Linked DNA regions of Homo sapiens: region 1 is linked to region 2. A link is a loop called in an ENCODE intact Hi-C map of the cell type or tissue named here. Cell type or tissue: B cell. All regions are shown on one strand. Each heading gives the region's core, and the rest is flanking DNA. Links, peaks and the distances in the headings are about the cores only.

Evidence for each region. Peaks named below come from ENCODE experiments on the same cell type or tissue, not always from the same donor. Only the 100,000 strongest peaks of a DNase experiment are listed, where the experiment ranks them.
Region 1: a loop joins it to region 2, with 9 times the contacts of the local background. A loop is called at or near these places in 3 of 110 quality-filtered maps.

What each region holds. Positions count from the first base shown.
Region 1 is chr1:247,383,399-247,399,997 of GRCh38, reverse strand. LOC107985375 (a long non-coding RNA gene) reads right to left here and starts at 10,222. Exons shown (of 2, transcript XR_001738574.1): 1 at 9,650-10,222; 2 at 6,136-6,656. RefSeq lists a silencer at 6,875-7,157. In B cell, for the core only: CTCF peaks have their summits at 9,537 and 9,736 (motif pointing left); a DNase peak (open chromatin) is centred at 9,567; H3K4me3 peaks cover 975 bases; H3K27ac peaks cover 435 bases.
Region 2 is chr1:247,204,564-247,221,162 of GRCh38, reverse strand. It overlaps the pseudogene RNA5SP82. Among named protein-coding and RNA genes, the nearest start is that of MIR3916, 11 kb to the right of the region's middle. RefSeq lists silencers at 10,105-10,364, 10,505-10,714 and enhancers at 10,199-10,698, 16,095-16,599. In B cell, for the core only: no CTCF peak of the experiment used is centred there; DNase peaks (open chromatin) are centred at 8,932, 10,252 and 10,722; H3K4me3 peaks cover 2,732 bases; H3K27ac peaks cover 4,012 bases.

The sequences.
Region 1 (16,599 bases), core at 5,210-13,209, 180 kb before region 2:
GGTGTGGTGGCGGGCGCCTGTAGTCCCAGCTACTCAGGAGGCTGAGGCAGGAGAATGGCATGAACCTGGGAGGTGGAGGTTGCAGTGAGCCGAGATCGCGCCACTGCACTCCAGCCTGGGCGACAGAGCAAGACTGCGTCTCAAAAAAATAATAATAAAATAAAATAAAAAATCTCCCTGCCTTGATCCACCCAGGCTCTTTTGTCTGTTCATCATTTGGATCTATCTTCTGACAGATTCTATTTACTTTAATTTCCAGCTCTACTATTTTCTTATTAATTTTGGTTCATAATTTCAACTTCCAAGAGTTCTAGTTTTCAGACTACTCTTACTTTATAGAATCCTGCTGTTGCTTATCTATCTCTTTAAGTATACTGTTAGCTTTTTTCTTTTGGTTTCATTTGTCCATTGCATTATGTTTTCTCACCTTTATTTTCTCGTCTCTTGCACATTTTCCTTAAATATCTCTAGATCCTTACCTGTTAATTTAACAGTGAGGCACTAAAATAACGGATTAAAGCTCTGAGAACATAGATGAAGCTTACAACCTGAAGTGGGGAGCTTCTCTTTCAGAGCTGGGCATGAAACTATCCATTTTATTGGGGATGCTCCAAATGTCAGGATAAGGAGGTATTTTCTCTGGATACACCCAGGTTCTCTGGAGAGGAAGCTATTAACCTTCTTTAGCAATTGGCCTCTGTCTGCTGATGTCCTATGGTCAGGCAGGTCGACTTTTATTTTTTTTTTTTTGAGTCTCGCTGTTACCCAGGTTGGAGTGCAGTGGTGCAATCACAGCTCACTGGAGCCTTGACCTCCCAGATTAGGTGATCTTCCCACCTCAGCCTCCAGAGTAGCTGGGACTACAAGCATGCGCCACCACACCCGGCTAAATTTTTGTGTGTTTTTTTTTGTTTGCTTGTTTGTTTCTTTGTTTGTTTTGTAGAGACGGTTTCGCCATGTTGCCCAATCTGGTCTTAAACTCCTCGAATCAAGAGATTCATCCATTTTGGCACCCCAAAGTGCTAGGCTTACAGGTGTGAGCCACCAGGCAAAGCCAGGCAGGTTGAATTTTAATCCCTTTTGTACCTACGCTGGCTTCTTAATTTCATCTCCCTCTGCACACACTACAGGTAGTATCTTAATCTCATCTCCCTCTGCACACTCTATAGGTAATATCTTAATCTCATCTCCCTCTGTTCATACTACAGGTAATATCTTAATCTCATCTCCCTCTGCTCACACTATAGGTAGTATCTTAATCTCATCTCCCTCTGCACATACTACAGGTAGTATCTTAATCTCATCTCCCTCTGCACATACTACAGGTAGTATCTTAATCTCATCTCCCTCTGCACACCCTACAGGTAGTATCTTAATCTCATCTCCCTCTGCTCATACTACAGGTAGTATCTTAATCTCATCTCCCTCTGCACACACTATAGGTAGTATCTTAATCTCATCTCCCTCTGCTCATACTACAGATAGTATCTTAATCTCATCTCCCTCTGCTCATACAACAGGTAGTATCTTAATCTCATCTCCCTCTGCACACACTATAGGTAGAGTAATTTCTTCCACTCCATAAAATTTGTTGTCATATAGAGTGAAAAATTTAGTACCTACGGTGGACCCTTGAACAACATGGATTTGAACTGTGCAGGTGCACTTATATGTGGATTTTCTTCTGCCTCTGCCATTCCTGAGATAGCAAGACCAACCTCTCCTCCTCTTGCTCAGCTTACTCAGTGTGAAGATGATGAGAATAAAGACCTTTATGATGATCAACCTACTTCCATTTAATGAATAATAAATGTATTTTATCTTCCTTATGATTTTCTTAATAACATTTTCTAGTCTCTAGCTTACTTTATTGTAAGAATATAGTATATAATATGTATGACATTGAAAATATGTGTTAATCAGCTGCTTGTGTTATTGGTAAGTCTTCCTGTCAACCATAAGGTATTAGTAAAGTTTTGGGGGAGTTGGAATTTACATGTAGCTTTTCCCCTCTGTGTGTGTGTTTGGGGCTGTCGATGCCCTTAACCTCTACACTGTTAAGAATAAACTGTGTACTGTTGGTGGGAGTAAGCAATGGAAGATTATATTCATAATATCGGATTGGTAAATGCCTGTTAAATTAAGATATGAAATGCAGAATCCATAAGATACTGGTACCTACGTAAAATTAGGCATTTTTCAAGGCAATAAAAAGTCCAATTGGAAGTATGTTATTAGCAGCAACAGGCCAGTATTATATATATCTAAAAGGTTTGTACAGATCAGTTCAATGGCCAGTTACATATGTCTAAAAGGATTTGTACAGGTCAACTCAATAAAGATTAATATTCTGTTAGAAAGCAAAATGGGCAAATGACTAAAACACGCAGTTCGCCGACTGTGGTGGCTTATGCCTGGAATTCCAGCTCTTAGGGAGGTAGAGGCAGACAAATAGCTTAAGCCCAGGAATTCGAGACCTACCTGGGCAATATAGTGAGACCCCTTTCTCCACAAAAAAGAAAAAAAAAGTGTAAACCTGCAGTTCACAGAAAAGAAAAATACACAAAGGACTTATAAAATGTCTTTAAAATATGCTTGATATACTGATAATTAAATACATAGAAATTAAAACAAGAAATCAGCCAGGCATGGTGGGGACTGCCTGTCATCTCAGCTACTCAGGAGGTTAAAGCAGGAGGATCACTTGAACCCAGCAGTTCAAGGCCAGCCCAGGCAACACAGCGAGGCCCCATCTCCAAAAAATAATAATCATCTATTAGCATTTCAAAAAATAAAGATTAAGAGATTTGGGGCCAGACGCAGTGGTTCACGCCTGCAATCCCAGCACTTTGGGAGGCCGAGGCGGGCGGATCACGAGGTCAGGAGATCAAGACCATCCTGGCTAACACGGTGAAACCCCGTCTCTACTAAAAATACAGAAAAAAATTACCTGGGCATGGTGGCGGGCACCTGTAATCCCAGCTACTCGGGAGACTGAGGCAGGAGAATGGCATGAACCCAGGAGAAAGAGCTTGCAGGGAGCCGAGATCACGCCACTGCACTCCAGCCTGGGCGACAGAGCGAGACTCCGTCTCTAAATAAATTAATTAATTAATTAAAAAGAGATTTGGTAAAACACAATGTTGGCAAGATGAGGAAATTTTGCAGCATTGTACATTCAGAATGTAATGTATGCTGCCATGACTATTTTCTCCATTTGACCAAGAGCCATCAGTATTGTTAATAAATGTATCCACTGAACTAGTGTTTCTATGTCTAAGAATTTATCCTACAGATATATTTGTAATTAATACAGAAAATATGTATGTATACAAAGATGTTCATTGAAATACTGTATGTGATATCTCAAAACTGGGACAATCTGCTATCTGGTGTGGTTCCCAGGCAAGGGCCAGCCTGGGAACTGCTTTTTAACCTGTTCGTGACAAGATGAGAACTCGTGCCAGCATCTCTAACAACTACATTACTAAGCACATTACAAGACTCTTTCTTTCTTTCTTTCTTTCTTTCTTTCTTTCTTTCTTTCTTTCTTTCTTTCTTTCTTTCTCCTTCCTTCCTTCCTTTCTATTTTTTTTTTTTTTGAGACAGGGTCTCACTCTGTCGCCCAGGCTGGAGTGTAGCGGCACGATCACAGCTCGCTGCAACATCACAGCTCGCTGCAACCTCGACCTCCGAGGCTCAAGCAATTCTCCCACCTCAGCCCCCTGAGTAGCTGGGACTACAGGCACATGCCACCACACCCAGCTAATTTTTTTGTAGAGATGGGGTTTCACTATGTTGCCCTGGTCTCAAACTCCTGGGATCTAGTGATCCTCTCACCTGGGCCCCCCAAAGTGCTGGCATTATAGGCGTGAGCCACTGCGCCAGGCTCTAGACTGTCTCAAAGTACAGAGCAATATGTTCATTTATATCTTGATTAGCCTCCTTGTCTCATGCGCTGGTACTTTCAGTCACATGGGTTTTTAGGAGAGTGTATAAATCAATTTTGACAGAACCAAAAAATACTTGGTTTTGAAAAAGCATGAGAAAAAGTTATTTCGTTCTACATACAAAAAAAAATCGAGCATATGTCTGTGTGTCCAAAATTCAGTTTTTAGGTGCTTTTATTTGTGCAAATACAAGGAAAGGGGTATTTAGTAACATAGCCATCTTTCTGGAAGGATTTATAAGAATTTGGGTAACAGTGTTTGCCTCTGGAGAGAGGAACTGAGAAATTGGGAAACTAGAGATCTGAATTTTTTTAAAAAAATTGTTTTTCATTGTGTTCCATTTATAGCATTTTAATTTTTAGGCCCTGTGCATGTACAAATAAAAATAAGATTTTGAATAATTAAAAACAATAAATAGTAGGAACACTTAAAAGAAAGAATTATTGGCTGGGCGTGGTGGCTCACGCCTGTGATCCCAGCACTGTAGGAAGCCGAGGCGGGTGGATCACAAGTCAGGAGTTTGAGACCAGCCTGGCCAACATGGTGAAACCCCGCCTCTACTGAAAAATACAAAAATTAGCTGGGCGTGGTAGCACACGCCCGTAGTCCCAGCTACTCAGGAGGCCGAGGCAGGAGAATGGCTTGAACCCAGGAGGCAGAGGTTGCAGTGAGCTGAGATCACGCCACTGCACTCCAGCCTGGCGACAGAGCAAGTTTCCATCTCAAAAAAATAAATAAATAAATAAAATGAAATAAAATGAAATAAAATAAAATAAAATAAAATAAAATAAAATAAAATAAAATAAAATAAAATAAAATGGAGATGAGGTCTCCACACGTTGCCCAGGCTGGTCTTGAACTCCTGGGCTCAACAACCTTCAGGCCTCGGCCTGCCAAAGTGCTGGAATTACAGGCATGAGCCACAGCACCTGGCTGACATATAAGCTTTTGAAAAGCTAGAAGCAAATTCCCCGAAGTGGGGACAATTCTAGTTGTGTAGTAAAACAATAGATTAGACTTTTCTTTTTTCTAAATTTCTGTATTTTCGCATTTAAGTTATTGTGTCTTCTTTTTGCTTCATTATTTCAAATAACACATCATACAATATTACATATGATAGTGATTTAAGATTAGGGAATTTATTTATGTGGTGATACATATTTTATGACCCCATAATATGTGTGAATTGAAAGCCAGAACCATGACTATTGTGAAGCTAACAGACCTGCTGTGGTCTAAATATTTGTGTCCCCTCTAAATTCATGTTAAAATCTAGTCACCAAGGTGATGATATTTGGAGGTGGGAACTTTGGAAGGTGATTGGGTCATAAGTGTGCAGCCTTCATAAATGGCGTTAGTGCCTATAAAAGAGACCTCCAAGAGCTGCCTTGCCCCTTCCATTAGGGTATAGAAACACAGCAAGAAAACACCATCTGTGAATTAAGAAATGGGTTCCCACCAGGCACTGAGTCTATTTGTGCCTTGATCTTGAACTTCCAGCCTCCACAACTGTGGGAAATCCATTTCTATTGTTTATCAGCACCCCCAGTTCATGGTATTTTATTAGAGTAGCCTGAATGGACGAGATGGCCTTCATCGGGTCTTTTCACCATTATGGGCCCAACCGCAGCTCAATATCATTAGAGGAGAAAAAACACTGACCTCCTGCAGGCCATGCAAGAAGGCAAATGGAAATATTGGTAATATTCATTTATAGTGGACTGACTGTGCCCCACTAAAATTCATGTGTTGAAATCCCCAGTGTGATGGTATTAGGAGGTGAGAACTTTGGGAAGTAATTAGCTCACAAGAATGGAGCCCTCTTGAATGGTATTAGTGTCCTTATAGGAAGAGGCCAGAGAGCTCTCTTGCCTCTTTCTGCCATGTGAGGATACAACAAAAAGTTGGCAGTCTGCAACTTGGAAGACAGCCCTCACCAGAGCCTGACCATGCTGGAGCTCTGATCTTGGTTTTCCAGCCTCCAGAACTGTGACAAATAAATTTCTGTTGTTGATAAGCTACCCAGTCTGTGGACCTTGTTATAGCAGCCCAAATGGACTGAGACACCATTTAAAGAACAAAAGAGCAAAACTCCCAAATGGAAAGCTTAATATGTGATTAAGCATTAAAAAATGCAATTCTTATTAGTAACCTGAGAGGAAAGCAAGCTAGATATTCAATATGCTTTAAGTTAGATATTCAATATGCTTTAATTTTTTTGAAATGGTAAATGACAAACAAAAAGTATCATCTACATATTGCAAAAGGGGCTGACACTATCTTAAAATATGTGAAAGTTAAGCTTGAGTTGTACAATTTGGGGGCAAATGTGACTGGGCACTGGGTGTTAGGTGAAGTGATCTATGGCCAACCAGCTGGCTTCTGACAGCAGGGGTGTTAGGGAGGAACCCCTGCCTTAGATTGCCCCAGGTTCTCAGCTCTTGTTCAGCATTTTCTTTCCAGAAAATAGGTCCTTTTATTCCATGTAAAAATTGCAAAGGTTTAAATTCACATAAATTATAAATGGATCCATCAGCACCATCTCTGAGGACAGATGTAGTCAAAAAGAAAGACGGTGTTTTCTGTTTGGAAGAAGAATCACGGCAGATGCAGAGCAGAGCTTAGACAGTGGAGCATGCAGAGGAGCTCTCTTGGCTTCCATCATCTTGCTTCTGGTCAGCCTTGATGAGAGGTAGAGTCCTGGAGCTGGAGGTGGATGTACAGGGAACAATCATAAAAGAGGAGGGAAGGGAGGATGCTTGCCTATTCCCAGGATCAAAAGTAGACATGTAGGCCAGGCATGGTGGCTCATACCTGTAATCCCAACACCCCGAGAGGCTGAGGCAGGAAGATCACTTGAGGCCAGGAGTTTGAGACCAGTCTGGGCAACATAACAACAGTCTGTCTCTACAAAAAATATATATATATTTAAAAAACAAATTAGCTGGGCATGGTGGCATGGACTTGTAGTCCCAAGCTACACAGGAGGCTGAGGCAGAAGGATCTCTTGAGCCCAGGAGTTCAAGGTTACAGTGAGCCATGATTGTGCCACTGCACTCCAGCCTGGGTAACAGTGTGAGACCCTGTCTCAAAAAAAAAAAGCAAGCATCTGCTCCTTTAAGATGCAGTAGACAGACCAGGCCGTGGTGACTCATGACTGTAATCCCAGCACTTTGAGAGGCTGAGGCAGGAGGATAACTTGAAGCCAAGAGTTCAAGACCAGCCTGGGCAATATAGTGGGACCTCTGTTTCTCCAAAAAAAAAAAAAAAATGCAGTAGATAAGAAGTCTCAGACTAGATGAATGCTCACTCAGTCTAAAGGCATTCACCAAGACACCATTGTGGGTGAGGCACAGAGAAGCTTTGTGTCCTCAGAAGGCCTCTCACACTCCGATACTTAAACTCACCTTCACACAGGTTCTTTCTACCATACAGCTGTAAGCACAGGTCCATGTCCAGGCCATGCTGCCTACAGTGTAGCATGTCTAAGATTCTTTTTCATAGTCCTGTAACTATTTTGTTCAAAGTACAATATTGTTGCAAGACATTTCCAAGTGTGATAGAATGTTAAAAAGGAAAAAAAAGTCCAGACTTTAATGTTACAGTGAACTGTGACAAAGATTCCCTCCTCTACCAAACTTCAGTCAGACTCCTCGGAATCTTCTCCTCAACCAGGCCTTGTCCTTGGCCCCCATCCTCTCATCAACCTGCCTAGCCCAGTTTTAGCAAGAATCCTGCTAAGTCATTCCCCACATTGATATCTGACTATTCTCATATCTGATTGGGTTGCTCATCCCTCACAATCCCCCAGGTGATATCTGATCACCCTGGCCTGTCTTCAGCAAGAATCCTGTTAGATCACTTTAGCAAGAATATCCCTACCCTTGTTAAGGAAAAATTATTCAATGGTACTTATTAAAGGATGGGAGGGCTGACTTTGTTCTGGACCCTTGTGATAAGTGTAGGTAACATGGCAGTGGGATCTAGCGGTGGGAGAGAGGTTGGGTCGGACTCCAAATACAACAAGGAAGAGGGGGTATTTATAACCAAAGAGAAGGGTGGGGGTCAGTAGATAAAAAATTACGAAGAGGAAATATCAGGGGTAAGGGGGTTCTGGTTGAACTGGCCTAACATACTCTTGCTGAAGGCAGGCCGGGGTAATTGAACATTGCCTGGGGGATAATGAAAAATAAGGAACCCAATCTGCCATTGAGGAGTCAGATACCAAGGATGAGGATATTCTTGTTAAACTGACTTAGCAGGATTCTTGTTAAAGCTGGATTTTATAAGGAAATGCACAGATGGGTCTAGGAGAAGGTTCAGGAGCCTGACTAAAGTTCTGTTAGGCCAGGTTCAGGAGTCTGATTAAAGTCTAACAGAATCTTTTTCACCTTTACTATATCCTCTTAGTAATCTCTGTCCACTGACTCCCAACCTGTTCCCTAGCCATAAATCCCAACGTTCCCTTGTTGCATTCAGGGTTGAGTCCATTCTCTCTGCTCTATTACAATACCCCTGCTGGAATCGTGCTAAATAAAGTCTCTGTTACCATTTCAAAAAGCATCGGAATATTTTTTTGAGAAGGGTCTCACTCTGCCACCCAGGCTGGAATGCAGTCGTGATTGATTATGGTTCACAGCCTCGACCTCCCCAGGTTCAAGCGATCTTCCAACCTCAACCTCCCAGGCTGCTGGGACTACAAGTGCACATCACAACCCACCTGGCTAATATTTGTACTTTTTGTAGAGACAGGGTTTTGCCATATTGCCCCAGGCTGGTCTTGAACTCCTTGGCTCAAGTGACATACCCGCCTTGGCCTCCCAAAGTGCTAGGATTACAGGTGTGAACCACTGCACCTGGACAGAGTATTTTTTCCTTTAATGATGACTGTGGCTGGGTGTGGTGGCTAATGCTTGTAATTCTAGTGCTTGTGGGAGGCTGAGAAGGGAGGATTGTTTGAGGCCAGGAGTTTGCGATTAGGCTGGCCACACCACACATAGCAAGACCGTATCTCTACAAAAACATGTTTAAAAAATTAGCCAAGCATGGTAGTGTGCACCTGTAGTCCCAGCTACTCAGGAGGCTGAGACAGAAGGATCTCTTGAGCCCAGGAGTTCGAGGCTGCAGTAAGCTATAATTGTGCCACTGCCCTCCAGGCTGGGTAACAGAACGAGACCCCCAATTCAAATAATAATAATAAAACAATGGCTGTCACTCAAGCTCCTGATGGTATAACATCAAAAGTCCCAGAGTGAAATCATTTTGCAAAAAAAAAAAAAACCCCAAACTTCCAAATTTTTCATTAGTCAAGTATTTTCATCACTGTCTTTTTTGTGCTCACAGAAATAAGCATATCATTGCTCAGTGTACTGGAATCTTGAGTTTTCTGTAAAAGGAAGTGTATTCGATGTAAACATTTAAAACACACCAGAGTTTCGTAACTCTGCTTTGTCATTTCTTTTTTTTTTTTTTTAATATACTGAGCTTCTAAAGATAAAAATAAGAAAGAAAACGGAAGTAGCCTGAAACTGCTGTTGCAATGTTTTTCCTAACCACACTGAGCTCGACTCTTTTCAGGAGCCCGACTCCAGCTGCTGCTGCAGCACATCTTGAGCTGGGGCATCCCCGCGTCTTAGACCTGACCTCGCTCTCTCCCCCTGGGACTGTATATGTAGCCCAGAGGCCTGGCCTTGGCTCACCTGCTTAACTGAGAGGAGAGTCCCTCATTTTGCTCCACTGGAGGTTCCTGCTACTCTCTTCTGCCCTCTGCTGGTCCTGGGTGTTAGTGACAATCATCCCTCTGCCCTCCCCAGGTTAAGAAGAGGAAGGAGGGAGAGCGGAGGACTGCGGAGCAGCACCAGCGGATGGAGAAAGCTAATTGCTGTAAAAAAGAGTACATGATTGGCGTCCCCGAAGTTTCCAGGACAGAAGTGAAGGGTGGGATATTGGGGAAAGACGGGGCTTGCTTGCATGAAACCTAATATAAAGAGGTGCTGGTATAAATGGAATGTCCGTGTCTCTGCCAAATTCATATGTTGAAATCTTAACCCCCCAGATGAGGGTATTAAGAGATGAGGCTTTGGAGAGGTGATTAGGTCATGTGAGTGGAGCCCCCTGAAGGGAGAATTAGTGCCCTTATAAAAGGGGCCACAGAGCAATCCCTTGTCCATTCCACCATGTGAGATTATAGCTAAGGAACATATATGGCCATCAGTAGCACAGAAAACGGGTCCTCACCAGACACCAGACCAGCCCAGACACCAGACCTGCTGGTGTCTTGATCTTGGAGTTCCCAGCCTTTAGAGCTGTGAGAAATAGATTTCTGTTGGGCCAGGTGTAGTACCTCACTCCTGTAATCCCAAATCTTTGGGAGGGCAAGGCAGGAGAATCACTTGAGGCCAGAAGTTTGAGACCAGTCTGGCAAAATAGAGAGACCTCATCTCTACAAAAAATTAAAAGTTAGCTGGGTATGGTGGCTTGTGCTTGGAGTCCCAGCTCCTTGGGAGGCTGAGGCAGGAGGACTACTTCAGCCCAGGAGTTTGAGGTTGTGGTGAGCTATGATCAATCATATTACAGTCCAACCTGGGTGTCAGAATGAGACCCTGTCTCAAAAAACAAACAAAAAAAAATCCTGTTGTTTATAAGCCACCCAGTCCATGGCAGTTTGTTACGCACTGAAACACAGGAGGTGGGGAAGAATGAGTCGAGGAGGACACAGGTGGGAGTGAGTCTTGCATACAGTTGTTACTCTGAACTTACGTAAGAATTCTCGTTTTCTCGTTTGGTTGTAGAATCAGTCAGTCTTGAAATCGAGATTCTATAGGTCAGCAGGAGCAACTCCCTTTCCTGATTGTGACCAGGAAGGGAAGAAGGGAAGGCTTCGCTCCCACACTCCTGCTCATCAGCTTCCCTGGACATTAAGGCCCAGCAATCCTGCCTGGGAGGCTGCGAGAACGAGACTGTTTTGTTGGGAAGTTGGACCAAAGACTCCTCATGGGCCCATCCAGCTCTGAACATCTAGAAATCCAGGGACATGGACAGAGAGTTCTTCCCCACCCTTTCACAGGGTTGTGACATGGCCTCCCAGTGTGCTCTCAGGTTCTTCTGTCTCTTGAGGTCAAGGGCCCTGGCAAAACCCTTTACTTGGACAGAGCAACTGTGGAAGTTAATCTTATGTGTCAACTTGACTGGGAAGAGATGTCAAGAGAAGTGGTAAAACATTATTATTAGGTGTGTCTGTAAGGGTGAGTCTGGAAGAGGTTAGCGTTTCTATCAGACTAGGTAAGGAAGATCCGCCCTCACCCACGCGGGCAGGCATCGTTCCATCCGTTGAGGAGCCGAACAGAAGAGTGGAGGAAAGGCACATTCTCTCGGAGCTGGGACATTCACCTTCTCCTGTCCTCGGACATCAGTGCTCCTGCTTCTGAAACCACCTTTGCAAAATTAATGACTGAAACAGCAAAAGAGATCTAACTTCACTGACTCCTTCTTGCTTCTAACCTCCAAGCTGCCCTTGTTCATTCCTGGGCATAAGCTGAACTAACTTTGGGAGAAACTTAGTTTATAGTTTACCTTTTTTTTTTTTTTTTTTGAGGCAGAGTCTCACTCTGTCGCCCAGGCTGGAGTGCAGTGGCGTGATCTCGGCTCACTGCAACCTCCACCTCCTGGGTTCCCACCATTCTCCTGCCTCAGCCTCCCGAGTAGCTGGGACTACAGGTGCCCAACAGCACACCCAGCTAATTTTTTGTATTTTTAGTAGAGACAGGGTTTCACCGTGTTAGCCAGGATGTTCTCGATCTCCTGACGTCGTGATCCACCCACCTCGGCCTCCCAAAGTGCTGGGATTACAGGCGTGAGCCACTGTGCCCGGCCTATAGTTTAAAACAAAGACCATAGTTTAAAACAAAGCCCTTTCCCAAAGCAGACCTCCTTCTTGCCTGGGGACTAGGTTGTCTTTGTAGGATTAACATTAGCCACAAGATTAGAAATCATAGTTTAAGAGACATGCAGCTGGAGGCTACAAGATTCTGACCCTCCCTAAACTGCTCCTAAGATCAGTGGCTTGAGATGTTTTGCAGACCTTGCACTTAATGGATCAGCTGGCATCATGCAGATTAATTAAGTGGCTCACCTGATCTTGTGGCCCCCACCCAGGAACTGACTCAGTGCAAGAGGACAGCTTCAATTCCCTATGATTTAATCTCTGACCAATCAGCACTCCTGGCTCACTGGCTTCCTCACACCCACCAAGCTGTCCTTAAAAACTCTGCTGCCCAAATGTTTGGGGAGACTGATTTGAGTAACAACGAAACTCCGTTCCCCTGCACAGCTGGCTCTGCGTGAATTACACTTTCTCCACTGCAATTCCTCTATCTTGCTAAATCGGCTCTATCCAGGCACTGGGCAAGGTGAGCCCATTGGGCAGTTACACTTCTCCAGCCTTCAAGCTCAGACTCAATTCCCCGACTGGCTTTCCTGGCTCTCTAGCCTGCGGAGAGCAGGTGGTGGAGTTTCTCAGTTTCCAGAATCGTGTGAGCTGATTCCCATAATCAATCTCATATACTATGTGTATCCTATGGATTCTGTTTCTCTGAAGAACCCCCCAAAATATAGCACACAATCCTAATTTTTCCTACCACTCACTCCCCAGCAACATTTTAATTTGGCCAAGTTCTCTGTTGCTTATAGCAGAACACAAAAGCACCAAACAGCAAAACAGGGAAGCAGGAATCTCTCTCCTTTGAGACCCAGAGCGCCACGCTGTGGAACAATTAGCTGTGTGGGGGCCCTCCCCTCCCTTCACCCTCACAAGTCAGACTCGCTTATAAACCCACCAGCCAAGTTAGGCCATCTTCACCTGTCCAGATCTGGAGATACTAGAAATCATCTTATCTCATATCCTTCCTTTAGGTAAAGGATACACTGAGACCCAGAGAGGCCGGCTTGCTGTGGGTTTAAAACACTCTTACTTCTAGGGCAGGGGTTCTCAAATGATTTGGTTCAAGGCCCCATTACACTCTTGAAAATGAGGACTCCAGGGGGCTTTCATGTGGGGATTATATCTGTTGATATTTACTGTATCAGAAGCCAAAACAGAAAAATTGTTAAAAAGTCTGAGAAGAGTAGCACTGACTTACAGTTTGCACATCTTACTCATGTCTGACTCAGCAGAAAGCAGCTGGAGTCTCTAATACTTCTGCATCTTTAGTCTACTGCAATATCACAGAGCATTAGCCTGTTGAAAATTCCAGTCTAAGCCGGGCACAGTGGCTCATGCCTGTAGTCCCAGCACTTTGGAGGGCTGCGGTGGGAAGATCGCTTGAGCTCAGGAGTTTGAACCAGCCTCAGCAACATAAAGAGACCCTGTTTCTACAAAAACTTAAAAATTAGTTGGGCGTGGTGATGCACACCTGTGGTTCCAGCAACTCAGGAGGCTGAGATGGGAGGGTTGCTTGAGGCTGGGAAGTTGAGGCTGCAGAGAGCCATGATCATGCCATGGAACTTCAGTCTGGGGAGTGAAGTGAGACCCTGTCAAAAAAAAGAAAGAGAAGAAGGGAAGAAGGGGAAAAGTAAATTCTAGTCTACACTTGTGAGAGTGAAAACAGTGTCATAGTATGATTATGAAAATAGTTTTGACCTTGCAGATCCCCTGAAAGATCTCAGGAGTTCCATGGGGATCCCCCGACCACACAGTGAGAACTATAGGTATAGAATAAGCAAGAGCATGTCTGGAGTCCTTGTCTCCTAAATCTCCATCTGCTACCTTTATTTCTTATTTTATTTCTTGCTTATTTTTATTTACTTGTTTATTTGTCTTGAGATGGAGTCTTGCTCTGTCACCAGGCTGGAGTGCAGTGGTGCCATCTCGGCTCACTGCAACCTCCACCTCCCGGGTTCAAGCAATTCTTGTGCCTCAGCCTCCAGAGTAGCTGGGATTACAGGTGTGCGCCACCACACCTGGCTAATTTTTGTATTTTTAGTAGAGACAGGGTTTCACCATGTTAGCTAGGCTGGTCTTAAACTCCTGACCTCAAATGATCCACCCACGTCAGCCTCCCAAAGTGCTGGGATTACAGGTGTGGGCCATCACGCCTGGCCTATTTTTTATTTTTATATACTAATTGTGGAGAATCCCTGGGTTTGTTTTTTTCCATCTTTCTTTTTTAATTTTTTTTGAGATGGGTCTTGCTACATTGCCCAGGCTAGACTCAAATGCCTGGGCTCAAGCAATCCTGCTGCCTCAGCCTCCTGAGTAGCTTCAATTACAGGTACATGCCAACACACTTGGCTCCATCTGCTGCCTTCCTATCTTACGGCAGTATTCTACATTACGCTGTCTCTTACCTGTATTGAAATCATGTATCCCATACACGTATACAATTACAATTTGTCAATTAAAAATTATATTAATTTTGAAAAACAATATGTAAAAGTTAACCCCGCAAAAATCAAATTTTTTTAGGACTTTAAAATAAAATCTGGAGAATAGCTAACATATTCTGTCAGGGCTGTCAGACTAAAAAGAGAAGTGCATGAGTCACTTCAAAACAATGGTTACTTTTCTCTTCAGAGAAATTGAACTAGAATTATAAAAGACTCATTCAAATGTTGTCATGGGCAGCAAAAAAAAAATAACAACAGTGATTTCCAGTCAAAGCCCCACGTGGACACATGAAATCACATTTGCAAAATTATGACTGAGACAGTGAACGAGATTTAACTTAACTGACTTTATCTTGCTTCTAATCTCCAAGGGGTCCTTGTTCATTCCTGGAGGTAGGCTGAACTAACTTTGGGGAAAACTTAGTGTATAGTTTATAGTTTAAACAAAGATGGTAACAGCCCTTTTCCAAACAGCCCTTTTCCTTCTTGCCTGGGGAATAGATTGACATTGTAGGACTAACATTAGCCAGAATATCAGAAATTATGGTTTAGGAGTCATGCAGCTGGAGGCTACAGAATCTTGACACTCCCTAAACTGCTTCTAAAATCAATGCTTGAGATATTTTGTAGACCCTGCACTTGATGGCAACACCCAGATAAAAAACCTGGCTCATCTGATCTTGTGGCCCCCACTCAGGAACTGACTGAATTCAAGAAAACAACTCTGACTCCCTAAGATTTTATCTCTGACCAATCAGCACTCCTGGCTCACTGGCTTCCCCCCACCGACCAAGTTATCCTTAAAAACTCTGCTCCCTGAATGCTCAGGGAGACTCATCTGAGTAATAATAAAACTCTGGTCTCCCACACAGCTGGCTCTGCGTGAATTACTCTTTCTCTACTGCAATTCCCCTGTTTTAATAAATCTGCTCTATCTAAGTGGTGGGCAAGGTGAACCCCCTGGACAGTTACAAATTTGGTAGCTCGTCCGGGATTGCCCTTGTGACTACCTGCCCATGGTTCAGTGGCAGCCCTCTAGCAATGGATCCAGAAGCCTGCCCAAGCAGCTGCCTAGTTCTCTTGGACTGGAGGCTGACCCTGATACTCTCACTACTGGTGGGGCACTGCTGACCCAATGTGCATGGATTTAATTGCAGTGGAGAAATAGTCACGGGGAGACATCCCTTAACTGTAGCCCTATCATGGGGTGTCTGTCTGTAGCCCCATGGTGGGGTGTCTGTCTGTAACCCCATTGCAGGTTGTCTAATCCAGATTGGTTAGTATCCTATGCACTGCCAATGCCTCCTTCCTTCTCCTGACTGGTTCTGTAGCCCTGTGGTGGGATGTCTATTTGTAGCTCCATCATGGGATGTCTGTGTCTGTAGCCCCATTGGAGGGTGTCTGTTCAGCTCCTGGGGAGTCTTGGTTGGCTCCTTCTAACTAGTAGGAAGACTTCTGGTTTGGGAGACTTCTTCTCAATTAGGAAGATTTTGAGGAGGTTTCTCAGAAGGAGAATAGAAAGATAGTTTGGAAGGGATACTCCTGGAGGTCTTGGTTAGGGATCTAATTGGGAAGGCCTGTGTCCTCTCATCTTTGTGTGTGTTTGTATATGTGGAAGGGATCTCAGAAGAGGTTACTGATGGAAGTCCAGCAGACCTAACTCAAAACCCTCCTTATTTGTCTGGTCACATTTGATGAGCCCTAGAGAAGGCTCAACAGGCCTGTCTCGGGGTGACTATCTGCTCTTCGTCTTGCCGAGAGACCCCATTGTGAATTACTATTCTAAGGTCATCCCTCCCCACCTGGAGTGGATCAAAGACAACAGGGACCAACGGGAAAAAGTTTTTGAGCTTTGCCAGGCTGATATTGGGTGCTGAACGAGGTGGCTAATGTGTGTTTTGTTATGTGTGTTTTGCTGGGATGGAAAATGTTAATTTGGTTCCCCATGCAGCCTGTTGGGCAGCATCTTGCCAATTAAGAATCTTGTCTGTGGTTCCGTAAAGCTCAGGAAAGGGTGATTTTCTCTTGTAAAGTGGCTTGATTCCCACAGCCATGGTGCAGTGAGCAGGGTCATTAGAAACCACTCTGTTCTGGAAGCTGCAGAGAAGGGGAGCCAGGAAGCCTAGTATGCTGGCAAAAAGGGTAAGAAATTCTTACCAGCCAAGTTTCTGGTCTCTCTCTCTCTCTTTCGCTGTCTGGGTAAACAGTAAACGTCACTATTTGTCTCTCTGCAAGCGTTTGATTAATAGAAAAAGGATTTGTGAAA
Region 2 (16,599 bases), core at 5,738-13,737:
ACAAGTGAACAAAGGTCTCTGGTTTTCCTAGGCAGAGGACCCTGCGGCCTTCCGCAGTGTTTGTGTCCCTGGGTACTTGAGATTAGGGAGTGGTGATGACTCTTAACGAGCCTGCTGCCTTCAAGCATCTGTTTAACAAAGCACATCTTGCACCGCCCTTAATCCATTCAACCCTGAGTGGACACAGCACATGTTTCAGAGAGCACAGGGTTGGGGGTAAGGTCACAGATCAACAGGATCCCAAGGCAGAAGAATTTTTCTTAGTACAGAACAAAATGAAAAGTCTCCCATGTCTACCTCTTTCTACACAGACACGGCAACCATCCGATTTCTCAATCTTTTCCCCACCTTTCCCCCTTTTCTATTCCACAAAACCGCCATTGTCATCATGGCCCGTTCTCAATGAACTGTTGGGTACACCTCCCAGACCGGGTGGTGGCCGGGCAGAGGGGCTCCTCACTTCCCAGTAGGGGCGGCCGGGCAGAGGCGCCCCTCACCTCCCGGACGGGGCGGCTGGCCGGGCGGGGGGCTGACCCCCCCACCTCCCTCCCGGATGGGGTGGCTGCCGGGCGGAGACGCTCCTCACTTCCCAGACGGGGCGGCTGCCGGTCGGAGGGGCTCCTCACTTCTCAGACTGGGCGGCCGGGCAGAGACGCTCCTCACCTCCCAGACGGGGCGGTGGGGCAGAGGAGCTCCCCATATCTCAGACGATGGGCGGCCGGGTAGAGACGCTCCTCACTTCCCAGACAGGGTGGCGGCCGGGCAGAGGCTGCAATCTCGGCACTTTGGGAGTCCAAGGCAGGCGGCTGGGAGGTGGAGGTTGTAGCGAGCCGAGATCACGCCACTGCACTCCAGCCTGGGCACCATTGACCACTGAGTGAACGAGACTCCGTCTGCAATCCCGGCACCTCCGGGAGGCCGAGGCTGGCGGATCACTCGCGGTTAGGAGCTGGAGACCAGCCCGGCCAACACAGCGAAACCCCGTCTCCACCAAAAAAGTACGAAAACCAGTCAGGCGTGGCGGCGCGCCCCTGCAATCGCAGGCACTCGGCAGGCTGAGGCAGGAGAATCAGGCAGGGAGGTTGCAGTGAGCCGAGATGGCAGCAGTACAGTCCAGCTTCGGCTCGGCATCAGAGGGAGACCGTGGAAAGAGAGGGAGAGGGAGACCGTGGAGAAGGAGAGGGAGACCGTGGGAAAGGGAGAGGGAGACCGTGGGGAGAGGGAGAGGGAGAGGGAGACGGAGAGGGAGAGGGAGGACATTTGGAAATTTTTGTTCAGCTGGCAGCACTCCCTGCCTAGGAGGGTGTTGCCTCTCCCTGATGGTCATGGCCACTCTCCTAATCATTCCCCTTTCTTCTCCTGTGAACAGGATATTCATGATAGACATCATTTCAGCCCAAGTGTAAAAGCTGGTCCTAGGAATTGGTCCAGCTGGTCTGCTAAACTGAGGGGAACTTCTAGGAGTGGTTTCATTTCCTTCTTGAAATTCCTAACTTCAGTACTTGTAAAAGGAGCATTTACAAAGCCAATCTCTCCCTGTCCCATGGGAACTTCCCTAAGAGGGAACATGCTAGATGCCTGCTGTGTGGAAGGGATAGGGAAGTTCTCAATATCCCTCTTACACTCTTGTAATTCTTTTCTTAAATTTGGATAAGGATTTAAAGGAGCAGTTGGCTTGGCTCCCCTGTAGTCTCTGGGTCTTTCTTCCTCTAACCCTCCTGCTGCCCCTTGATCTTCCTGTCCCCTTTTTTGTGAGACGTATGAAGGGGCAAGCACGATAGGGGGTCCCAGGGCTTTTCACTGGGTGAGGGCTCTTCACCAGGCTCTTTTTCTTCTTTTTTGAGGGGGATCATGGGGGCTAATTCCTTGATTCAGCAGAGAGTAACCTATCTCTTCTTGTGAGGATGAAGTTTTATTATTCACAGAGAGAATTAAAGCTTAGAACACAATCCTCATCTGAGCCAAACTTAGGCCAAAAGACAGAAGGCTTATGAATGGGGTCTTTGGGCCAGACAAAACAGCAATACTTTATCATCTTTTCCTTTTCCTTGTCCCTGGTTCGAGGGTTGTTCCACCAAACCTGCAACAATCTCCCCAAAGGACTATCCAGGGGAATGTCAGAGGGAGTCTCTTTGGCTCCCTCTTTCCTTTGGCTCCCAGGCCTAGAATTCCTGTTTCCCATTTTCTGCCAGTCTCTGCGTCTGAGTTTTTCCCTGTCTACTCAACCCCCCTTACTGGAGGTTTCTTGCACACCCCGAGACCTCCAAAAATGCCCCACAACCAAGGCAGTACTTACAGTCCAATTTTCCTTCCTTGGCTGGTGCATGAGTTTGCCTGGTTCCCGCAGTGCCTGCTTTTCTCCCTGTGTTGCTTCTGCTGCCTCCTGAATAATAGTCTTGGGTTTGTTTATGCCTTTTATGGGAAGCTGGGATGCCCAGATAGAGCGGGCCACCTAAATCAGGTGGGACACATCTCCCCTCTCGGCCAAAGTCCCACTTCACACAGGCACATGGATCCCAGATGGGCCCCCACGCTTGTGAGAAACACACTCACCTGTCCAAATCCAAAGAATGGACTTAGAGGCCTGAAGAACAGCCAAAGGGAGACTTTTAATAATGGTCTTGCAAGATCAGGTGTCTGGTAGGCAGGCACAACCGGGGCGGTCACAACAGGTAATTTATCTCCTAGCACACAAGTCCCTCCCCCAGTTCCTCACTGGTTGAGTACTGTGGGGTTACAATCTTCCCAGACATTGCCTAAGTTTCATCATCCCCCTTATAAGATTATACCCCTGTCCTCTTCCCTGCTTAAGTTTCGATTTCCCAATAATGAAACTTTCTTCCCTTTTATGAGCTGACCCCTCCTCTACATTCTGTTCACTTCTCGTGACCTTCTAGGTGCATAAGCCATGTGGTCTGTTACATTTGCAGGCTGGCTGCCGGTGCTTAGATTTATCATGCTGAAAATGGACCATTTAAAATGTTTTCTCACAAGTCTTGCATGTACAAACATGGAAGGCAACATTCACATTCAGAAGCACAAAAAGCAAACAAACTGAAATCAACAATGCTTCATAGATTCAGTAGAGAATTGAATTTACAGGGCAAATCGCTGCCCGAAATTGGAAAGATAGAGAGGCACTTTCAGAGAATCATAACTTACTTGATCAGAAAACTATAATAAACCTCTGTGGGAAACAACACAAGTGAAAGAAAATCTAAACTCTAATTGGTGAGTTGCTTAAGTTTGAGAGTTAAAATCTCCAGAGTACCCATTCTCAGGGGTCCTCACAAATGGATAAGTTCTTCTCCAGAAACACTCTCAACCCTGTCCTCATGAAGAACACAGCATTGTCTCCTGCTTCTAGCAGGAGAAGAAAAGTAACAATTTTCAAGTATGTCCAGATAATTCTGTTCTTAAAGGTCCAGCCTTCAAAAAAACAAACAAACAAAAACAAACAAAAAAACCCAACCACCTATTTCTCAAAAGCCAAACTAACCGAGATTTTACCAGAGCCAAACCTCTTGAGGCCAGGCGCAGTGGCTCATGCCTGTAATCCCAACACTTTGGGAGGCTGAGGCGGGTGGGTCACCTGAGGTGAGGAGTTCGAGACCAGCCTGGCCAACATGGTGAAACCCCATCTCTACTAAAAATACAAAATTAGCCAGGTGTGGTGCCTCATGCCTGTACTCTTAGCTACTTGGGAGGCTGAGACAGGAGAATTGCTTGAACCCTGGAGGTGGAGGTTGCAGTGAGCCAAGATCACTCCATTGCACTCCAGCCTTGGCAACAAGAGCGAAACTCCGTCTCAAAAAAAAAAATCACAGGGGAATTCTTAGAAACACTCATAATTTTAAACCTGACAGCAACTAAGATGAAAATGTGTTTACCAACATTGGAGTTACAAAATTAAGATACAAAAATCAATTCCACTTTTATACACTTGAAAAGAAATATCTAAAAATGAAATTAATAAAAAAAGTCATTTATAACAGCATCCAAAGAATAAATACCTAGGAATACATTTAACAGAAGAAGTACAAAACATAGACTCGGAAAACTACATACCTTGTTGAAAGAAGCTAAAGCTGTAAATTAATGGAAAACAATCCCATATTTATAGATCAGTAGGCTTAATATTATTAAGATAGCAATAACTCTTCAAAATAGCTACAGATTCAGTACAATCCCTATCAGAATTCCAGGTGACTACCTTGTGAAATTTTAAAGTTGATGCTGAAATTTACATATGAAATTACAAAAAACTCAGAATATCCCAACAATCTTGAAAAAGAGCAAAGCAGAGGGACTCAAACTTCACAATTTCAAAATGTGCATCAAATCAACAAAAAACAAGATAATGTAGTTAGTAAAGGCACAAGGAAAGTCATTTAGATAAATGATATACAATAGAAAGTCCGGAGAGAGTGACATCAGCAAAATGGCAGAGTGAGCTACTCCAAACACCTGTCACTGCACAGAAACATAAAAAAACAGGCACAACTATCAGCAACAACTTTGTCAATACTCTTGAAAACCATCAAAGGTTTACAGTGATCATGTGAATGCAGACTCAAAGAAAACAAAGAAAAATAGGAGAAAAGTCTTGTAGCGTTTTTACTTGTCTTTGCCCAAACCCCTCCCTTTCTCAGGGCCAGTCTTAGGCAGCAGCTTGCGTTCCCTGTGAAAGAGTCTGGTTTCAGAGGGAGCAAAACAGATGTTATTTGCAAATTATTGCATTTGTATGTTACAATTTCTCTGTGTGCTGAAGAATTGAGAAAGCCCCTTGCCTGCCCGAGAAAAAACACATGTTCAGAAAAGACTAGAGAAGACTCTCATTTTCAGCACTGGTTGATCTCTAGGCTTAGTTCAGTGGGAAGGGAAGGCTGAAGCAGAGTTTTAAACAGCTGAAGTGTTAAAGAAATACCCATCACAGAACCATTTACACAAACCAGAAGAGGTAAGGCTTTTATTTCTTCTTTTTTCTCATTCAAGGAGATATGTGTCAAAACACTACTGAACACAAGCAAAAAAAAGATCAGACTTTAGTGACTATATACAAGTAATGCAGTCCCTGCAAAAATATTTTGGAAAAGTCACTTTAAAAAGTAGACAACTACATTCTTCAGCAAACAAGAATAGCAAATACTAGAGCAGAGGGAATAATTTCCTGAGTTATCCCATTAAAATATTTAAATGTTCACTCTTCAACTACTAAAATTACAAAGCATATGAAGAAACAAGAAAATATGGCTGAGGAATGAAAAAAATTATTTGAGCTAAACCATCTCTGAAAAACCCCAGACAGAGTTACTAGACAAACACTTTAAGTCAATGTATTAAATCTTTAATATGTATATGCCTAAAACAGAAGATCAAAATATATGAGGCAAACACTTTTAAAACTTTTAAAAAATTAAATATTTACAATGATAGTGGCAGACACCAACACACCTCTATCAGTAATTGACAGATCAAGAAGGCAGAAAATTAGTAATAATATAGTTTAACTCCACAGCATCCATCAACTGGATTTAATTAGTGTTTACAGAATATTTTAACCAACAGCAGCCAAGTACACATTCTCATAGAAAATCAAAGAATATTCACCAAAATAGACCACACTCTGAGCCATAAAACATATCTTAACAAATGTAAAAGACTAGTTAACATATAAAGTATGCCCAGAAAACATATTAAAATTAAACTAGAAAGCAGTAACAGAAACAGTTGTAAAGCCTTCAAATAATTGTAAACAAAACAACAAAGTTCTAAATAACATAAGAGTCAAAGAAAAGTCTCTAGAGAAATTTAAATATTTTGAAGGAAATAAAAGTATATCATATGAAAATTTGTGGAATGCAGCACAAGCAGTGCATAGGGGGAAATTTAGTGCACTGAATGCATGTGCTTGAAAGGACGAAAGATCTAAAATCTATAATGTAACCTCCTACATTAGGAAACTAGAGAAAGAAAGTAAATCTAAATCAAGCACAGAAAATAACAATGGGAGAAGACATCAATGAAGATGCAAACAGGAAATCAATGGAGAAAATCAACATACAAAATGCTGGTTTTTCGTGAACATTGATAAAATTAATAAGCCTATAGTGAGGCTAGAAAAATAGAAAAAGCATAGAAATGACTAATTAGAAATAAAAGAGGGGCCATCACTACTAATCTCATGGACATCAAAAGGCCAGTTTCATAACCAGAAAGTTGATAACTTAGTTGAAAAAAACCAGTTCTTTGAAAGATGCAATCTCCCAAAAGTCACACATGGAGAGATAAACAATATGACTAGGTCTATATGTATTAAAGAAATTGAATCAATAACTAATAATTACTTACATAAGAAAAAAAGGTCTAGATGGTCTCACTGGTGAATTGTGCCAAACAGTAAAAAAAGAAAACAGAAAAATTGACACCAATAAGCCACAATCTCTTCCAAAAAATGAGAGTAGGGTAAATACTTTCTAAAGCCACTCTATAAGGTCAACATTACCCTACTACCAAACTACATGGGTACATTACAAAAAAAGAAAACTATAGACAAAGAAGTCTCATGATCATAGATGCAAAAATTCTCAACAAATACAAGCAAAGTGAATCTAAAGATGTATTAAAAAATTATACAGCACAACCCACATGGGAATTATCACAGGTGGAAAAGGGTGATTCAAAATTCAAAAGTCAAGTAATGTAAACCATCACATCAGAAAACTAAACAACAAAAATTATTATATTAATAATTGTAGAAAAACCATAAGGCAAAAAAGGGGAAATATATTGAAATTAAGGAGAAAGAAATTAAACTGTCCTTGCTTTCAGATGATATGATTGTCTATGTAGACGATTCCAAATAATGAAGAAAGAGCTGCTGGAATTAGTAAAAGATGATACAAAGGTTGTAGAATAAGAGGTTAATATACAAAAGTCAACCATTTTCTGTATATTAATAAAGAACAATTGGATTTGAAATTACAAACACAACACCACTTTTATAGCACCAAGAAAAACAGAGAGACAAATATATATTATATATATATTTGTCATATATATGTCATATATATATATATGACAAAGATCTTCATGACAAAAACTACAAGTTTCTAATGAAAAAATCAAAGGAGATTTAAATAAATGGAGAGATGTTCTATGTCATGGAAAAGAAGCCTCAATATTGTTAAGATGTTGGTTTGCCCCAATTTGAATTATAGATTCAAACGATCCCAATAAAACTCTTTAAAAGTTATGTAGTCAATAATGATAAATTGACCCTAAAAATTATATGGAAAGACAAATGACCCAGAATGGTTGACAGAACAATGAAGAGTAAATTTCCAGTACTCACACTACATGATTTTAAGATTCATTATAAAGTTATAGTAATTAAGACAGTGTAGTATTTGGAAAAGAATAGACAAATAGGTCAATAGAACAGAATAGAAAATTCAGAAATAAACCCACAAAATACAGTCAACTATTCTTTGACAAAGGAGTAAAGGAAATTTCATGAAAATGGTTTTTTTCAAGAAATATTGCTTGACACCTACACATCTATATGCAAAGAAATAAATGAGACAAAGACCTTGCAATTTTCACAAAGGTAGTTCAAAATGAATCAAAAACTTAAATGTGAAATGTAAAATCTGAAACTTCTAGGAGATAAGACAACAGAAACTAGGACACCTTGGGTTTGACAACAAGGTTTCAGATGCAACACCAAAAGCATGAGTCATAAATGACAAAATTGATGAATTGGACTTTAATCTTGTTTTGCAAAAGATACTGTTAAGACAATGAAAAGACAAGCTGCTGAATGAAACGAAATAATTGCAAAAGACATAGCTGATAAAGAACTGTTAGTGAAAATATATAAAGAAGTCTGAACAACCCAGATGCCAGTCACAAGCCCTGTGGGACCATCTACACTTCTGAGCTACTGCCTATAAATTGGCCCTGTTAAAAATCTAAGGAAAACTTTAAGACATACTCAGATATTTTGCTAAATTGCAGCAGGAGAAAATGTCTTATCAGCAGACCTATCTTTATGTCACTTGCTTTCAGAATAAGAGGCTATTTCAGGCACAGCAGTTTTAGTCTGTGTTAAAATCATAAGCAGCCTAAAAATACCCAAAAATGATGAAAAGAATTTGCAGATATATGGAATACATTTTATGTTTTCAAAGTCTCCTATGATGAAAAATAAATAATGTGTTGTTTGGCTTTGATTTCCTAAACTCATTCCTCAGCTATTTTCCTAAATATTCCATATCCTTCCAACATGCTTCTGCAGTTTCTTGAGGGATGTTATGCCAATGATAAACAGTACCATATGGGCACAAATATCAAAAGAATTCTGCTTCAACAGCAGAAGTATAACTCTCCAGAACCTTGAAGACCCAGGGCAGTTGCATGAGTAGTATGGTCTATGGAGGTACACAGGCTTTGGAGTTACAGTTGATTCTGTATCCCAATCCAGCTGCTTAGTAGCTGTGGGGTTTTGGAAGTTTCTTGACTAGGAACACTTATATAAACCTCATCTGCAAGAAAAGGCATAATGATACTGATTGCAAATATTCTTCATTCCTCCCTGTATACATGTCCTTTGCAAAGTGCTTTTATAGCTGCTCCCTTCAAGAGGCAAAATCTGTATTTCAAAATGTTTAGAGTCTTATTTGCTCTGGTCAACAGAAAACTGAACATATAACAGTGTGCTAGTCTGGGACCTAGGTTCAAAACTTGAGTGCTTTTGTTTTTCTTTCAGAATCCTGTTATCTCTATGATAATAAGCACACATTAACTTGCTGGGGAACGAGATACCACACGGAGAAGAACGAAGGTGCCCCAGTTGACAGGCAACTCACCCCTAGAAACAGCTGCAATCAGCATCTGCCCACACATGTCTGAAGGATCCCAGCTGAGACCAAAAGAATTGCCCAGCTGAGTTTAGCTTAAATTGCTGACCAGCCGAATCATGAGCTAGTAAGTTTCGGTGGTTTGTTATGCATCACTAACTAACTAACACACACACCCATTACAGACAGGATGTCAGAATTCAATGAGAGACTGATTACTAGTTACCTGCAAACAGTAGGCACCCTATAGGTATTGATTTTCTTTTCCCTTTATTTAAATTTGGATCTCTTGTTAGACGGTGGTGAGTTATGTAGAGATACATGTAGATGTGTACACGTGATTGGTGCATAAACTCACCCAGTCTCCCACACCATAGGAGGAAAAAGACAACCAATAGCCTGTTTATTAGCGCCAAGGCCAAATACCAATATCAGAAGTTTGTTTAATCTATTTTCTGTATATCTAAACTTTGGAAGTCAAAGCTGTGGAAGACCTGAAGACTGGGGATTAGGTCCTCCTGGGGGCTCCATTGTTCTTTTTTTGACTGTCTGATTTTTGGGAGGAAGATGGACAGCAGGCGGGGCAGCAATGGTCTACCTGTGGACACTCTCTTTTTGCAGCCCTTGCTCTCTCTAGGGCCCTGTCCCTTCAGCCTTTGGCCTGGGGAGAGACGTTGATAAGGAGGACCGATCTTTCACTGCTGGAAGGAAATGAGGGTTCAGACCGTTCACCTCCCTCAGAGCTGCACGGCAGTGTGACAGCCACTGGCCATGTGTGAGTACTGAGGGCCTGGAATGTGGCTGAACAGAGACGTGCTGGGAAGGTGAAATACAGAGTGAGTTTCACAGATTGACTACCGAAAATTATATAGTTCATTAATATATTGATGAATATTGAGATATTGATCATACATTGAAATGATAATATTTTGAATATATTGGGTTAAATAAATTATTACAATCAGTTTCACCTGTTACTTTTAATGTTTAAAAGGTGGCTACTAGGAAATTTAAAATTCACACGTGGCTTACATTTTATTTCTTAAAGGATTGCCTCCCTTTTTGAAATTTCAGGCTGCCTGATCAAACTACCAGAGGCCAGAAAGGTCATAAAATCTGAAATGTTAAAATCATTGCCATTATATTGTTTTCATTTGTGAATAACATATATATATTATTTATAAATGGATATAACCTTATACAAAAGGTTAAATGAAAATGCCCCCTGGGCTGGGCCAGGCCCAGCGCAAGCAGGAAGCCCTGCATGAAAAGGCTGCAGCCAAGAACCTGTCACTTTGTCGCCCTCAGCCCAGCGTCCGATCACATCCTCCGTCACTCAGGGACTGAGGGGGCGGGGCCTGGAGCCCTATCCAATCAGGGGCGCTGACGTAGGAACCGTCCAATCGGGCGTGCAGCCGGACAGAAGGGCGCGGCTTCCGGGATCTGGCGGGGCCTTCGTCTCTCCTGCCAGCCTCAGCTGGGTCGTCTTCTGTGCTCGGCGTGCTTTGCTCGGGGAAGCTCAGGTGGCCGCCACAGCCTCTTGCCCTCTGACCTGCAGGTATCAGGAGATCCATAGCTAAGCAGCCTGGACACCCGGGAAGCTGGGAAATGGTGAGTATGTGGGCGGGGTCCCGAGGTGGGCAGGGGGCTGATGGAAACGGGCTGGAACTGGCTGTGGCGGCCCCAGGCCTCCCCACAGCTGCCTCCGGAGTCTGCAGACCCGAGACCCCGCTGGACCCGCCCGGCCCTCAGCTTCCCCTGGCCTCAGGATGTGGGCTGGGCCGCCAGCCTCACCCGGCGTCCGGTCCGCTTCTGCGCTCGACTTCCGCCCGGCGCGTCCCCTCGCTGGCAGCTGTGCGGTGGCGACGGCAGGGGCCTGGGGGAGAGCCCCGACCCAGGAGGAGCCACTGCGTGGGAGGAGCTGTGGGCTGTGGGGTCCCAGGCCCTCCTTTCTCCTGGTAAAAATGAAAAGGGAATCAAGGTTTAAACGTTAAAGAGATTATTTGAGCAAAGAGCTGTTCATCAATGCAGAGCGCCCAGTCATGGTTTGTGGGTGCTTGGAGCAAAGGCTTTTGTAAGGGGCATAAGGAAGCGAACCAAATTCAGAACTTGGTTACAGTTACAGTTGTGGAGTCGCCTTATGTGGACTGTCCAGGTGGAAATTTCCTGGTTATTTAATGAGAGGTTAATTGGAGGTTTGTGGTTGGTTCAGGCTGAAAATCGTTTCTTCCTAAGGTAGTAATTTACAAGACATGTATTTCAGTTAGATTTTTTTCCTTAGGAACCGATGGTCCTAGTGCTACTTCAGTCTAATTGATTGCTAGTTAATTATTTTAAACACTCCAGAGGGGGACTGGTTTTCCACTGCGTTTCCAAATGTGTGGCAAGCACGGTCTCACATCCACCATCCTGTCCCCCCAGCCTGTGTGTCCTTTATTGTACATTTCACACACAGTGTTTTCATCATTTTTTCACAGAGCATTGGATGGCACTTTTTTTAGACATCTGTTTTCTGTTTGTAAACATTTTATGTGAGCAGAGAAGAATCACCTGACACACTGCTTTAAAAAAAATCTTTGTGTCTCTTCTTTTATCTTCCCCAGGCACAGACACCTTATCGGAATGTCTTTGGTTTGAGGTTCTGCTTTGGAAATTTTACAAGGTCATGTGTCCTCAGCCACCCTCCAGTCTTTTTCTGTGCCTGGGTTTCATAATTGTCTGGGGGTGACCCATCTCAAGGCATGTTTAGTGAACATTAGCACGTTGTTCCTTTCCTCCCAGAGGACAGCCTCAGTGATGGAGGTGGAGCCTCTTAAGGGAGCAGATGGATGCCCTGGGGCTGAGAGGAAGCTGGTCCTACCCTTCATTTACAAAGCTAACCCCTTAGGACATGCAGATTGTCTTCACCCAACTCCAGCGTCTGTTCCTTGGGGACACATTGCTGGTCAGCCAGTTGGATGCTGATATTGAGAAGAAAAAACAGAAATGATTTCTGACATCTGGATTCTCTCAGACTTGTGAAGGGGGAAAAACTGTTCCAAAGGACAAGGAAGACCCACTGCAGTGAGGGGGCGCGAGAATCTGCAAAGTCAAGCCACTTGGGGCACCCAGTGGGGCACAGTGTGGTGGCTCCTGGGCAAGGCGGGAAGGTGGTCAGTGAGCAGTATGGAAACAGAGGAAGGTCCCAAGTGATAGGACGGCCTGACTTGGCACTTGAGTCAGATTTGTCTGTGTTCCAATCAGCATTGCCACTTCCTGGGTTTTACACCTTGAAACATTTTTTTCACTTAATTCAACCTTAGTTTTTTATTAACTGTCAATTGCATTTTAACAGTAGAGTTTCAAAGGTAAGAAAATGTTTAAGAGGTGGATTTCAGAAAAGACATTACATATATAGTCAAATATTCACTTGTTAAAAATTCTGATTTACCTTTTTCTTCCCTAGAGTATAGTAAGTTTGTCAGGCCTGTTCCTTTTTAGGGGTGATTTTAAACAGAATCCCAGGGCGTAGCTGTGGGAATGCTACCAGGGAAAGTAATAGGGAAAATCCTCTTCCAGTATGGCTATAGGAAATGAATACATTTCCACAAAAAAAGTAGTAGATTAATTGGTGAATTACATTGCTTCATCAAAATATTAGTTCCTCTTTTTTGCAGGGTAGAGGACTTGTGGAGTTGATATCTCTATTATCTAGATGTCTGAGTTTAATACTGAATTTTACAAGATGGGACTTGGCATCTCCTAGATATGTTCATATGTGATTGTTTACTGAATGATTTGAATTACGGAAATAATGTGACATGTTTATTGTCTGAAACTGATAGAGAGTTTTGCTTTTTCTATTGAGGTATACAATGTAAGTGCCTTATAATTTTATTCTCTTAAATAAACACTGTGTTTGAGTGATTTTGCTGGATTCTTCAAACACTGAGCATTTTCTCATTTACAACTAAGTGAATAACCCTGACTGGGAAATAGAAGTCGGAGCCCAGTGACTCTAAGCCAAGGCCAATCTTGAGCCTGCAAAACAAGGTCATTGAAGACCCGGTTAGTTCTTACTGGGGAGCCTCCCCTGCAGGTGTCCCAGCCTGCACACCCCAACATGAAAGGAGCACTTTATACTGAGAGGAGCTATAGAGCCCTAGAGAGCTGGGATCCACAGGCAGATGCTGTTGGGGTCGGAGTCTGGAGGCTCTTTCTGAGGATGGAATTGTTATTGTTCTGGGGCTGTTTCTAGACTTTGTCAAATAAAACAAATTCACATTTAGATAAGAAGTTACTTACTTCAAAGGAGTATTACAACAGAGGGAAAGCACCAACTATATCTTCCAGGATCTCAAAGTTTAGGCAGACAAGGGCTTTCTTTCGTTTGGAGGAACAAACCAGAGTAGAAAGGTGAGAGTGAGAGGACAAGATGCAGGGTGGCAAATCAGATCCTAGATTAGAGAAAGTTTGACTCCCAAATCAGCCTGTTCTTAGGAGGGGCATAAATAGGAGTTGTATGTTAGCTCAAGCAAAGGGTGGGACAAATTCATGGGCCTAGGAGAAGGAGAGAATCTTAAGCAGTTTTGTTAATAAGTATTTTGTTCTAACAACTGAAGACAAAATTATTCAGCTGACTGTTTATAGGGGGAAAATGGGAATTTGAGAGTCTGTGCCTGGCTTTGTGATAGGTATAAGAAGGAGCTTCATCTAAGTTAGAGGGGTGTTGCTTTTTATTAAGCTGTTCTTGGAGAACACAGAGCTGAAGGATTTCATTAATCACAGCTATTTACCTGCTCCATCTTCCCCCACCACTTTCCATTGCCATATTCAGCTCTTCCATTTGACTGTTCCTGAGTTGTATCTTTTACAATAAACTGGTAAACATAAGTACAGTGCTTTGCTGAGTTCTGCGAATAGCTGTATCAAATTATTGAACTTGAGGAGTGGGTGATGGGAGTTTCTGATCTATAGGCAGTAGCCCAGAAGTATTGCTGGGCCCCCGGGGACGTGTGACTGGCCCCTGCCTTGGGGGCAGTGTTGTGGGACTGAGTCCTGAACCTGTGGGTCCTGTACCAACTTTTTTTTGGGTGGTGTCAGAACTGAGTTGCTCCAGCACCCTGTTGGTGTTGGAGAATTGGTTGGTGTTCAGCAAACTCCACACATTTGGTGTCAGAAAAAAAAGACATCACAGCCTGTAATCCCAGCACTGTGGGAGGCCAAGGCGGGTGGATCACGAGGTCAGGAGATTGAGACCATCCTGGCTATCACAGTGAAACCCCGTCTCTACTAAAAATACAAAAAACTAGCCGGGCGTGGTGGCGGGCGCCTGTAGTCCCAGTTACTTGGGAGGCTGAGGCAGGAGAATGGCGTGAACCTGGGAGGCAGAGCTTGCAGTGAGCCCAGATCACGCCACTGCACTCCAGCATGGGCGACAGAGCAACACTCCGTCTCGAAAAAAAAAAATAAATAAAAAAGACAAGACATCACAGTGGTCTGGGCTGGAGGCACCTCGGGGTGTCGCAGGATTGGGAGGGTCTATTCTCCTGCACACACACTGCACATTCTCCTGGGATTCCAGCTCTCTTCTCAGGATCAGACAGGACTGAGGACTTAGAAGCAAAGAGTTCTGAGGACAGACCCCGTCTTTAGTCTGCTGCCACTACGTGATTTTCACCCACTTGTAAACATACCCACTAGGCACTGACGTGGCCATGTCCCTCCCAGAACAAGGCTTCACCCTCAGGAATCCCATCACAGCACCTTTGCTTCTAGAGTTTCCCATGGAAAACCCACACAGGTGCCTGGAAGACTCCTGGCCTATCCCCACCCCCAGCAACCTGGCCCCTCCACGATATGACCGTCATCTCATCTGCCTGCATGGACACAGGAATGAGCCGGAGCATAGCCCCACTTGGGCCAGTATCTGTAGGCACAGACCACTTCTTCACTAACCCTGCACTGAGTACTTAACATGGGTACTTGACAGCACTTTTCTGTTTTTTCTTTCCCACAAACCCTCTTTGATACACAGTTTGTCCCAGGCTACCCCTCAAGTGCCTGAATCCAGACCTACTGGAATTCAGATATCCATGAGTCCAAGACGATGGCCCTTGACTTGGCTGTGGAAGGTCATTGAAGGCCCGGTTAGTTCTTCCTGGGGAGCACCCCCCTGCAGGTGTCCGTACACCCCAAGCATGAAAGAAGCTCTTTATACTGACAGCAGCTAGAAATAAGAGGCTTAATTCCTCCACCAGAAAGTAGGGGAATAAATTTTGCTCTTCTCCCCTTTCTTAAAGCTTTTAATTATTTTATTTTTTGAGACACGGTTTCATTCTTTTCACTCAGGCTGGAGTGCAGTGGCACATTCATAGCTTACTGCAGCCTCAGACTCCTGGGCTCAAGTGATCCTCCTTCCTCAACAGCGAGAACTAAAGGGACACACCACACCACATTGCAAATTTTATTTTTTATTTTGTGTAGGGGTGAGATCTCACTTATGTTGCCCTGGATGGTCTCGAACTCCTGGCTTCATGCTGTCCTCTTGCCTTGGCCTCCCAAATGCTGGGATTACAGGCATGAGCCGCTGTGCCTGGCCGACATAGACATCTTAAAGCCCCAGTTTCAGAGTGGCACCCTTTGAGTTTTCCAGGTCCAGTGACCTGTTACAGTTGTGTGAGAAGCTCCTGGTATAAAAAGACCCTGGTGGCTGAGGCGGGCGGATCACCTGAGGTTGGGAGTTCAAGACCAGCCTGACCAACATGCAGAAACCCTGTCTCTACTAAAAATACAAAATTAGCCGGGGTGGTGGCGCATGCCTGTAATCCCAGCTACTCGGGAGGCTGAGGCAGGAGAATCGCTTGAACCTGGGAGGCAGAGGTTGTGGTGAGCCCAGATCACACCATTTCACTCCAGCCTGGGCAACAAGAGTGAAACTGTCTCAAAAAAAAAAAAAAAAAAAACAGCCTGGTGACAGAGTCTGTAAATGTAAACAAGAACCTCAGCAGGGTGAGGTTAGGGCCACAAAATAGGCAGAGCTGTGGTCACGGTCACACCCACCTGTAAAGTGTGATATGGAAGCACTGTTGTCCTTTCTCTTACTCAAGATTTAGCTAATTAGGGACAGGTGATATCTCCTCTGGATTAAGAATCTGCCACTCCACCGTGGCAGTTTTGTTTTTTGGGGTTTTTTTGTTTTGTTTTTTTTTTTGAGACGGAGTCTCACTCTGTCACCCAGGCTGGAGTGCAGTGGGGTGATCTCAGCTCACTGCAACCTCCGCCTCCTGAGTTAAAGCAATTCTCCTGCCTCAGCCTCCTGAGTAACTGGGATTAGAGGTGCCTACCAACAGGCCCAGCTAATTTTTTTGTATTTTAGTAGAGACAGGGTTTCACCATGTTGGCCAGGCTGGTCTCGAACCCCTGACCTCAGGTGATCCGCCCGCCTCAGCCTCCCAAAGTGCTGGGATTACAGGTGTGAGCCACCGCGCCGGCCTGTTTTCTATTTTTGTCCCACAGAATCAGCCGGAATCTCTCTTGCCTAGATCACCATGGGGACATAAGCCCAGGGTCACTGAGGACCCTGTCGCAGGTACCTGGGAGTCTTTAAACATTAGTGCAGACTCAGGTCAGGCTGACAGGAAGGTCTAAATCTGCTTCCAGTCTATGGCCATACCACTCCGAACATGCGCTATCTCATCTCATCTCGGAAGCTAAGCAGGGTCAGTCCTGGGAATACTGGATGCTGTAGGCTTTTTTC